2 separate regions of the Homo sapiens genome follow, and region 2 is linked to region 1. Evidence: read pairs that join two places in POLR2A ChIA-PET (ENCODE). Cell type or tissue: GM12878. All regions are shown on one strand.

The links. Peaks named below come from ENCODE experiments on the same cell type or tissue, not always from the same donor. Only the 100,000 strongest peaks of a DNase experiment are listed, where the experiment ranks them.
Region 2: POLR2A ChIA-PET joins it to region 1 with 20 read pairs; 2 of 35 experiments call an interaction of 5 or more read pairs at or near these places.

What each region holds. Positions count from the first base shown.
Region 1 is chr3:116,315,955-116,320,954 of GRCh38, forward strand. All of the region lies in intron 1 of LSAMP (limbic system associated membrane protein), which reads right to left. Among named protein-coding and RNA genes, the nearest start is that of LSAMP-AS1, 42 kb to the right of the region's middle. In GM12878, no CTCF peak of the experiment used is centred here; no DNase peak of the experiment used is centred here.
Region 2 is chr3:116,442,147-116,447,146 of GRCh38, forward strand. LSAMP (limbic system associated membrane protein) reads right to left here and starts at 3,341. Exons shown (of 7, transcript NM_002338.5): 1 at 2,731-3,341. The coding sequence starts at 2,885. In GM12878, no CTCF peak of the experiment used is centred here; no DNase peak of the experiment used is centred here; H3K27me3 peaks cover 433 bases.

The DNA of each region.
Region 1 (5,000 bases):
ATTGAATTCAAATGAGAATCCAAGTGTTCAAAAAGAGGGGGATTAAAACAAAAAGTACAGCTTGAATAGTTAGAGAAGGTCAAGTGTGATATTTTGGATAGAGAAAGAAATGTTAACAAAGTCACAGAAGTGAGACATCCACAATTCCTGTAGTGGGACCTAGAGAGAAACAGGTGAAAAAAGTGTATTTGATTCAGGGCCTTGACGATAAGTTGAAATGCTGAGATGTAACAACTCAAATAATTGGGAAACATCACAGGTTCTAGTGAAGCAGTAAGATACTGAATTGAAACTACTAATCATTAGTAGTTATTGGCAAGTAGGATTTCATACAACCCTATACTCTCTACAAGGCTCTGTTTGGGTATGCCTTTTAGGTTGTTTTAGGAGTTATCATTCATCAAAGTACCCTCCATGTCTAGCAAAATATCTGACAAATGGTAGGTGATTATAAGTGATTGTTGAATAAACGAACATATATGAAAAGAAAGTTGGGAGAAAAGTTAGGATAGAGCAGTATATAAAGGCAAGGAAAAGGCCGGGCGCCGTGGCTCACGCCTGTAATCCCAGAACTTTGGGAGACCGAGGCGGGTAGATCACGAGGTCAGGAGTTCGAGACCAGCCTGGCCAACATTATGAAACCCCGTCTCTACTAAAAATACAGAAATTAGCTGGGCAGGATGGCGGGTGCCTGTAATCCCAGCTACTCAGGAGGCTGAAGCAGGAGAATCGTTTGAACCCGGGAGGCAGAGGTTGCAGTGAGCTAAGACCATGCCATTGCACTCCAGCCTGGGTGAGAGGGCAAGACTCCATCTCAAAAAAAGAAAAAAAAAAAAAAAAAGAGAAAGAAAGAAAGGTAAGGAAAGTAAGAGTGCTTTAAAAATGAGGTGTCAAGCATAAAAGTTATTGCCAAAATGAAATAAAAGAGGATTAAACCTGAAAAGAGGTCACTCAATTTGGCCAGAGAGATGTTTTGGATGATTTTCAACAGTACTGTTCCAGTGATACTGAGAGGTGAAGCCAGCTGGATTTCCCGGCTTGAGTGGGGCTTTGAAGAACATTTCTGCAGCTAGCTAGAGGTTTGCAAAATGGACCCATCAGCACTCTGTAAAATGGACCAATCAGCAGGACAAGGGCAGGGACAAATAAAGGAATAAAGTTGGCCATCCCCAGCCACCAGAGGTAACCCACTCGAGTCCCCTTCCACGCTGTGGAAGCTTTGTTGTTTGGCTCTTCACAATAAATCTTGCTGCTGCTCACTGTCTAGGTTCGTGCCATCTTTAAGAGCTGTAACACTCACTGTGAAGGTCTGCTGCTCAATTCTTGAAGTCAGCCAGACCAGAACCCACTGGAAGGAACAAACTCCGGACACAATACAAAGAGAGCCCAATCTCTTTCTTTCTTTTTTTTTTTTTTTTTGAGACGGAGTCTCGCTCTGTCTCCCAGGCTGGAGCGCAGTGGCGCGATCTCGGCTCACTGCAAGCTCCACCTCCTGGGTTCACGCCATTCTCCTGCCTCAGCCTCCCGAGTAGCTGGGACTACAGGCGCCCGCCACCACGTCTGGCTAATTTTTTGTATTTTCAGTAGAGACGGAGTTTCACCGTGTTAGCTAGGATAGTCTTGATCTCCTGACCTTGTGATCCACCCTCCTTGGCCTCCCAAAGCGCTGGGATTACAGGCGTGAGCCCCCGCGCCCGGCCCCAAAGACAGCCCAATCTCATCTGCATGATGTTAAGGGGGAAACTGGGGGCAGTAGTTATAGTTCATGATTTTTGTTTTTAATTAGTAGCAAGAAAAGAGGTTTCTAAGTGAGCGATTGGATCAAAAATCCATTTAAAAGGCCAGAAGTCTCTTCATTTAACCAATTAATTCAAATGTCTTATATAAAATCAGTAATAAGGCCGGGCGCGGTGGCTCACGGCTGTAATCCCAACACTTTGGGAGGCTGAGGTAGGCGGATCACTTGAGGTCAGGAGTTCGAGACCAGCCTGGCCAACATGGTGAAACCCTATCTCTACTAAAAGTAGAAAAATTAGCCAGGCGTGGTGGTGGGTGCCTGTAATCCCAGCTACTCAGGAGGCTGAGGCAGGAAAATTGCTTGAACCCTGGAGGCGGAGGTTGCAGTGAGCCAAGATCGTGCCACTGCACTCCAGCCTGAGTGATGGAGTGAGACTCCATCTCAAAAAAAAAAAAAAAAAAAATTTTAGTAATACAACGTGCACTCTTATCTCTGATCATGGCAAAGTGTGTCATGTCTTTTAAGTTCCTTAGACAATCTACATCACATTAGTCGAAAGTTGGAGTTTAGTAATAGATTGTATGAGCCAGACATTAAGAAATTAAATCATTCATTTAAAGATTTCACAGTAAGTCACAGAGAGATGTAGCAGCTAGTGTGCTCCAGTTAGTCTCCACACCAGGAGGAGAAAAGGGTTGGGCACAACCATCTCTGATGTCCTTCCAGTCTGACATTCTCTAAGTCTACACAGAGTATATCTCCTTACTGCCATTCACTACTCAGTAAGCCTCTCACTTGTCCCAAGCCAACTGTCAGCCTGACCTTTACAAATGATCTTTAGTCATCTAATTAGCTCCAAGAGAGGTTTCTATTATCCCATGGTTACAATTTTAACTAACTTAAAATTACAAGAAAAGTTAAATAACAGAGGTAATTAAACATAACGCAGCTAGCATTCAATGTAAACATCTAATTAACACCAATACCCACATGAAGGCAAAATTCATAAAAACAAAAATCAATACAATATATTATATTTGGATACTGTAACCAAGGCCTCTTTAAGTATTTTCTCTGAAAGTAGAAGTTTTTGGATGATAAAGCTAATTAAATGCTGTAAGAGTAGTGATCCATTTGACAGAGAGAATTAAAACTATGAGAGATTTCTAACAGAAACATGAACTCCCAACCTCTATTCTATCAGGCTGACACTCTTTCCACAAGAAGCAGGAGTAGAGAATGAAAAAAATAAAAGAAGTGAAAGGCCCACTTCAAGAGCCTCAACATTTTACATTCTAAGCTAGTTATCGATGGCTTCCTTTAGTGAGGCAAAATAGTGTTGTATAGAATTGGGGGGGTGGGGATTACTGGGAGAAGTAGGGGAATAATGCAAACAGTAATTAGTAAACTGAATTCATGGATCATCAACCATTTCTCTTTAAACAGTGGTATTTATTTAATGCCACAGAAATATACTTGTTTTACCAAAAAGTCAAATGCAAATTAAACTAAATTTACTATGCTTCCTTTCCTCTATAAAAAAGTTAACAGATTAAAAAATGAGATTTTCCTGCAATTTGGGTATACATATTCCCAGTTGAAAGCAGTGTTTTGTCAGCTGTGTTGGAGTGATTAGTTTCACTACGTCAGGCATCACCCCAGATTCCCCATTCAGTAGTATCTTGTATACAGATAGTTACATGATTTCTCTTTCTATTCCGTACCTTAAATCAGCACCATCAGCATTCATATTATATACGGAAATCTAATCATACTAGCCTATGTAACACTTAGAGGGGCTTTAGTCACCTAGCTAATACATCAAACACAAACATGAATGAATAATAAATTTTTTAAATATCACCAATTTTCCCAGTTAAATAAATATATGAAAAAGAACACTAGCTGGAGAGTGTGTACATGAGAAAGAAAAGGGATGTGTGTTAAATTCTGCATATCCCTCTGGATCGGCACCTCTCTAAAGGTCAGCTCACTAGCCTCAGGTTTAATTCCCTTTCTTGCTGCTACTGTTCAGAGGTAAATGCTCGCTTTTTATTAAAAATCAAAAGCACAGGCGCTTGTAATCCTCTAGACTCAAAGTTTTTTTTTTTGTTTTTTTTTTTAATAAAAATGGAAAGTTTAGCTCAAAGCAATAGCAGCTAAAATTAGAGTGAAATCAGCAGCTGCTCCCCAGGGAAGATGGAAAACCAAACAATGGTCTGTTTTTCCCTTGACTACAATTTATGTTGTATTTTTTTCCTCCTTTAAATGTGGAAGACTTTCCAAACATTTGCATATGTTGGCAAAGCAATATATGTGTAAGCCCCCAACTCCTACTCCCATCAAAATGATGTCAGACATTAGTGTTTCAGGTAAATGTACAAGAAAACTGCTATTGCATTTTCAATGTTGCAGCCTTTGGAAATAATAACACTAATGAGGCAGGACGTGGTGGCTCACGCCTGTAATCTCAGCACTTTGGGAGGCCAAGGCGGGTGGATCACGAGGTCAGGAGTTCGAGACCAGCCTGGCCAACATGATGAAACCTCGTCTCTCCTAAAAATACAAAAATTAGCCAAGCATGGTGGCGCACACCTGTAGTCCTAGCTACTCAGGAGCCTGAGGCAGGAGAACTGCTTGAATCAAGGAGGCGTAGGTTGCAGCGAGCTGAGATCATGCCACTGCACTGCAGCCTGGGTGACAGAGCGAGGCTCTGTCTCAGAAAATAATAATAGTAATAATAATAATAATAATACCAGTTAAACTTCCCTCCATTTCTCTCTTTGTACAATTATGTCATTACATGTAACAACCGCTGTGAGACAGAAGTATTGGATTCTCCTAGGGTGTTGTACCATATAGCTGATTGTGTTGCTCAGAAATCCTGGTCAGAATGAGTTAGGAACCAAATACTAAGACAAAGCTTAGATTTAGTAATTTATTCTCACTTTTACCTGCTTTTCTCTACCCTGTCTTCTGCTTCATTCATTCACTGTCCTCTCGACATATTTAAGGATGACTTAATTTTTCTCTCCCTCTCACCATTTATAGCCCAAACCCCACCTTCATTATAATGGCAGCACTAGCACAGTGACCGGCACATCATAAGCAAGCAGTGAATGCAGTTTCATACTTGGGTAAATTTACTCGCAACATTTTATTCTTTACTTGCCTTCAGAGTATTTTCTTCCTCCCTTTAGGATCATTCTGAAATCATCTGGGCTGTGCATTTTTATTCCAACCTGCTTTGATGCAAAAGCTT
Region 2 (5,000 bases), 130 kb after region 1:
ATACAAAAATGAGCATCAATCCCCAAAAGAAACTCTTGTTTCACAGAAAACTTTAAGTCAGTGAAGGTAAATGTTTTGGGGACAGACAGCCAAACTCCTGTCACTGGATTACCAGAATTACAAACCTCCCTTGTCTCCTGTTGCCATCTCATATCATTCGGGGCCACAAACTCACTAAGAGAATTATTTTTTTCTCCTAGCCATTTCACTTTCTCGGTGCCAGACATCTACTGTGGCTTCCAATGAATCAAGTTCTCCTTCCTTTCCTTCCCTGAAAGCTCATGCACCCAGTAAAATGTCACAAATAAAGTGAAAACACACCTTTCCCAGGCTGGCCTTATAAGCAGAAAGCAAGAGCACCATTCTTCACCAGGAAACTGACCCAGAAAGCTTACCGGTTTTAAAGAGATTGAGAAGAAGGTCAGCTAAGAAGACAAAGGGAATTCTCTCCATAGTTAATTCTGATGAAGCTCCACCAACCCCAAAATAAACCCTTGTCCAAGGCAAGGAAATAAAAAAGAGGGCATGTAAGGTGAGGTCTGGAAAAGAAATGGTGTTTCATAGGCGACTTATTTGCATGCTCTGTTTGTCTGTCTTTTCTTTCCCAGAGAATAAGTGGTTCTGTGTTTATTTTTTCTCTCAGAGTCCCTATTTCCACACTGTAATGTCTGCTAAAGCGTAATGTTTAAAACTCTGTTTCTATTGCGCCATAGACATACAAAAGCACATATGTATCATCCATAGATATGTATACAGTGAGACTGCCTCTGTATGAAAGCATAAGAATGTTTTTATTCTTCTGAATTAACATTTCTATACTTATCTAACTCTTAGACAACTGTAGTTTAAGGTATAGGAGATGCTAACTTAGAAAGACCTTACAAAGCTCAAGGACACTGAAATAAAAAACATATACATTCAAGTTATTCATTTTTCTCATATTCAATCTTGTAACCAGTGAACAAAATTTCTAGGGATAGCATATATTTATATAGAGTGCTTCACCATTAAAGGGTTAATGATGTTAGGGAGTATGAATGTTAGCAATTGAAATGGCATGCTTGTGTGTTTGCAAAAACATTTTCTGCACCATGTCCAAATTCCTTTGCAAACAGATAAATTACTCTGTAAATCTGATTACTCCATGTGGATAAATCACACATGCAGGTTTATAAGGCTGAAGAGCTAGAAGGGAAAATCTGCTTTGGATAGTAGGATCTTTGGGATTCGTAATCACCCAAAGCTCAGGAAATGAAGAAAGGAGTGCTTACACATTAGCATTTTCTTACTTTTTACAATCTGGAGAAACACATACCCACACAACACACACACATGCAATGCACGGCACACAACACACACTTTCGTCTCTAACAAGGCTAGAGCTCCCAAAGCAGGACACTGTGACAGCCAACCAAATTTATTTCTGAGAAAAGGAAAGAAAACTTTGCTGCTGTCGGCAGCTCTGCTAGAGAACTGCTCCCTGATGCCCCAGGGTTTATGCACTATCAGCTCCTTGCACACAGATTAGAGGTTTATTTTCTATTGTATACTGTGTTTTTATTGCCACAACAAGCAATATTACCTAGATAGACAGACTGACACTGGGTCATTTTATTTGGAGGAAATGAGATTTTTAAAAGATCTCCAAGGAGAGTGATTCTTTCTTTTTGTTAGCATCTGCCAGAAATTCAAGGAAAGCTAGAAAAAAGAACAAGGGGTAGGTACAGTTGGTGGAGAGGAGGAAGAGAAAAGAGAAGCACAAAAAATAACCTTGGAGCATTTTAGAAATAAAAATATGACTAGGTCTCATTTGAGTCTCTCTAGCTCACAGTACCTGATAGGGGTCAAACTCCCAAGGACTTGGGACTCTTCTTTCCAAATTTCAATCTCAAATTATTTTAGAGTTTGCCAGAGCTGCACAGAAAAAAAGACTTTGAAGTCAATAATCAATTTGAAATATCCATTTTATGCCAGGTTAATTCTCTCCCAACCTCTGTGTTTAACACTCCTACTCTTAAATATCAGCAATTTGGCAAATTCCTTTTCTTTCTGCTCTTCATATCTTGTGTTGATTTATATCCACATTCCAGGAAAGGCTCAGTAACCAACCAAAGTTCTAAGATTGATTTATTGCCCTCCATGTCAATTAGAAGATCCTTACAGAAAGTCTTCTATCAGAAACCCTCACACACAACCTTGATATGTGTGTGTGTGTGTGTATGTGTGTGTGTGTGTTGGCATGAAAAACACACACACACACACACAGACACGGGAGGAGCAAGGAGAATGCAGTACTGTGTACTACTCTCTGAGAGCCATAATCCAACAACCTTTCTTTCAGAATTAAGGACCCCCAACAAAACTCTCAAGTGCAATGCCACAGCAATTACAATAGTGAGAATACTGCCCAGAAGTCACTAATGCCATGGGTGAAGTTAGGCTTCCTTGATAAGAGAAACAAGGTCCTAAGAACCGAACAACATTTAACCAACACCACTGCTGCTTGACAGGGACCAGAATTCCCTTGAATTTTGTTAGCTATAATGCCAACCAGTCAGTAAAACAGGGACACACACACACACACCACACACACACACACCACAAGCCTGCAGCATCAGGAGCTGGAGTTCAAGGAGATCAGACACACACACACACACACACACAAACACACACACACACACACACACACGTGTAGACGCGCGCAGCAGAAAAGTTGCCCGAAAGCCCTACCTGAGGATGGCTGTGTCCCCCTGCCTCACGGTGATGTTGTCCGTGCCTCGGTTAAAATCCACGCTGCGAACAGGCAGTCCTGTGGGAAGAAGGCAGAGCAATCTCAGTAGGACCAGTGGCAACTGTTTCCGATCCGGCTGAACTCTCCTGACCATGGTGGCCACGCCGAGGTGCGGGTCCGCGGGGTGCTCTGGAGGGGTGCGCGCTGCTCGCGAGGAGAGGCTTCACCAACACGGGGCTTTCATCCACAGCGAGCGCAGAGCGGGCTTTGCCAGTTTATGGTCCTTTCCACTTTGCCTCTCTCTTTCCCTCGCTCAGTCTCTTTTCCCTCTAAGACTTAACAAAGCCCTCATAAAACCCAAGCAGAAGGGTGAAAAGTAAAAGCAACACAATTTCAAAAGAGAGAGTGCAAATAGCAAGCCCTCTGGAAGAGCTGAAGAGGAAGCCAAAGGAAAGGGTTCTTGTTTGGTCTCTCTGTGACTGGATGCTCCTCTGCCAGTGTCTGAGCTGAGCTCCTTCGCTCTGTAACCCACTTTCCCAGGCTGGCGGGCGGGCGGGCGAGGGAGCCGGCACCAAGCCTGCCAGTGAGTGTACAGAAACAGCCACACAGCAGCAGCAGCAGCAGAAGCAGCAGCAACCCAGAGCCTCTCTCCCCCTCCTCCCTTTCCTGTTTCTCCCAGTCCCTGGCGCTCTCTCAGCTCAGCACCTCCCCCCCACCCCCCCACCCTCCCCCCACCCTGCTGGTTTTCAACAGCCCCTCCACGTCATCCCCTCCGCCCTCCCCTCGACGTGGCCCCTCGCTTTGCACAACTGCCCCCTTCAGCAGCAGCCAGCCTCAATGAAAGCCTGATGCGCCTTTGGGTTGTCAGGACGACAGCTCCATCTGAGGCCTGGCTGATTTCCTTAAGAAGGGGGAACGGAGCTTAGAGGTACTGTTCAGGAGAGAGGGGAGAAGGAGAGGGACTTAAGTTATAAAAGAACAGGAGAAAGAGTCCAGGAAAGGAGAGGGAAGGGGTGAGGAAAGAAGAAAAAGGAGGTGGGAAGGAGAGTTGCAAATGAGGGGAGTGGGACAGAGGACAGGAAAGCTTTGAGGTGGGGAGTGAGGGTGGGGAATGTCCTGAAAGATGGGAGAAGGAAACTGAGGAGAAACTTGACAGTGGAGTCTAAGATTAAAAGCCAAAGTTGATTTCAAACGAAACATTCTTGGCAACTGGCTTTGCGTGTTCAAGTCTTGTTCATTCTTTCCTCTTTCCTGCACTTTCTCTTACAGGATTAAAATGGTTTATTTTCTCTCCTTCCTTCATCCCCTCCCCCTCTTGGAACCCCTTTATGAAAGATGGATTGGAGACAATGCTGGTATTGAGTGGTCTGGGGTGTGAATGCTTGGCTTGTTTTTTCCAAGTGCCAGCCTCAGCAGCTGATCCCTGATCCCTAAATCAACTTCACTCTCCAGGAAACTCTCACTCAATCCTACACATGAGTAATGGTATTAAGGATTACTATTTAAAGGGCACATTGAATTGCTACCCAAGTTCCTCCTGGCACTTACTTCTCAAAATGTTCATATGCAAGGAAGGAGATTTGTAAATCAGAAAGCTTGTCATTTGCAAGGAGACACTAAGTAAGGTTGTGTGCAGTACTCCTGCTAATGGCAGACAGGTTACCATCATTTGTCACTCCTTTTATTCCATGAGCCAAGCAAGTGATGAGGACCATAAAGACCACTGATAGTCACTCAAGTGACAGCCCCACACTCTTGGACATCTCCCTCATTACTGATGTTGAGGATAAAAAATGTGTTTGTACCAGCCAAGGACTTTATTTTTCTCTTCTTTGATTATATTTATTTAAATAATGAAAGTATTCATATGGTACAAAAACCAAATGGTACAAGATGCTATAGAGTGAATTGCAGTTTTCTTCTTCTTTTTTTTTTTTTTTTTTTTTTTGAGACAGAGTCTCACTTTATTGCCCAGGCTGGAGTGCAGTGGCTCAATCTCGGCTCACTGCAAGCTCCGCCTCCCGGGTTCACGCCATTCTCCTGCCTCAGCCTCCCGAGTAGCTGGGACTACAGGCGCCCGCTACCACGCCTAATTTTTTCTGTATTTTTTTTAGTAGAGACGGGTTTTCACTGTGTCAGCCAGGATGGTCTCGATCTCCTGATCTCGTGATCCACCCGCCTCGTCCTCCCAAACTGCTGGGATCCCAAACTGCTGGGATTACAGGCGTGAGCCACGGCGCCCGGCCGTAGTTTTCTTCTTATTCCCGTC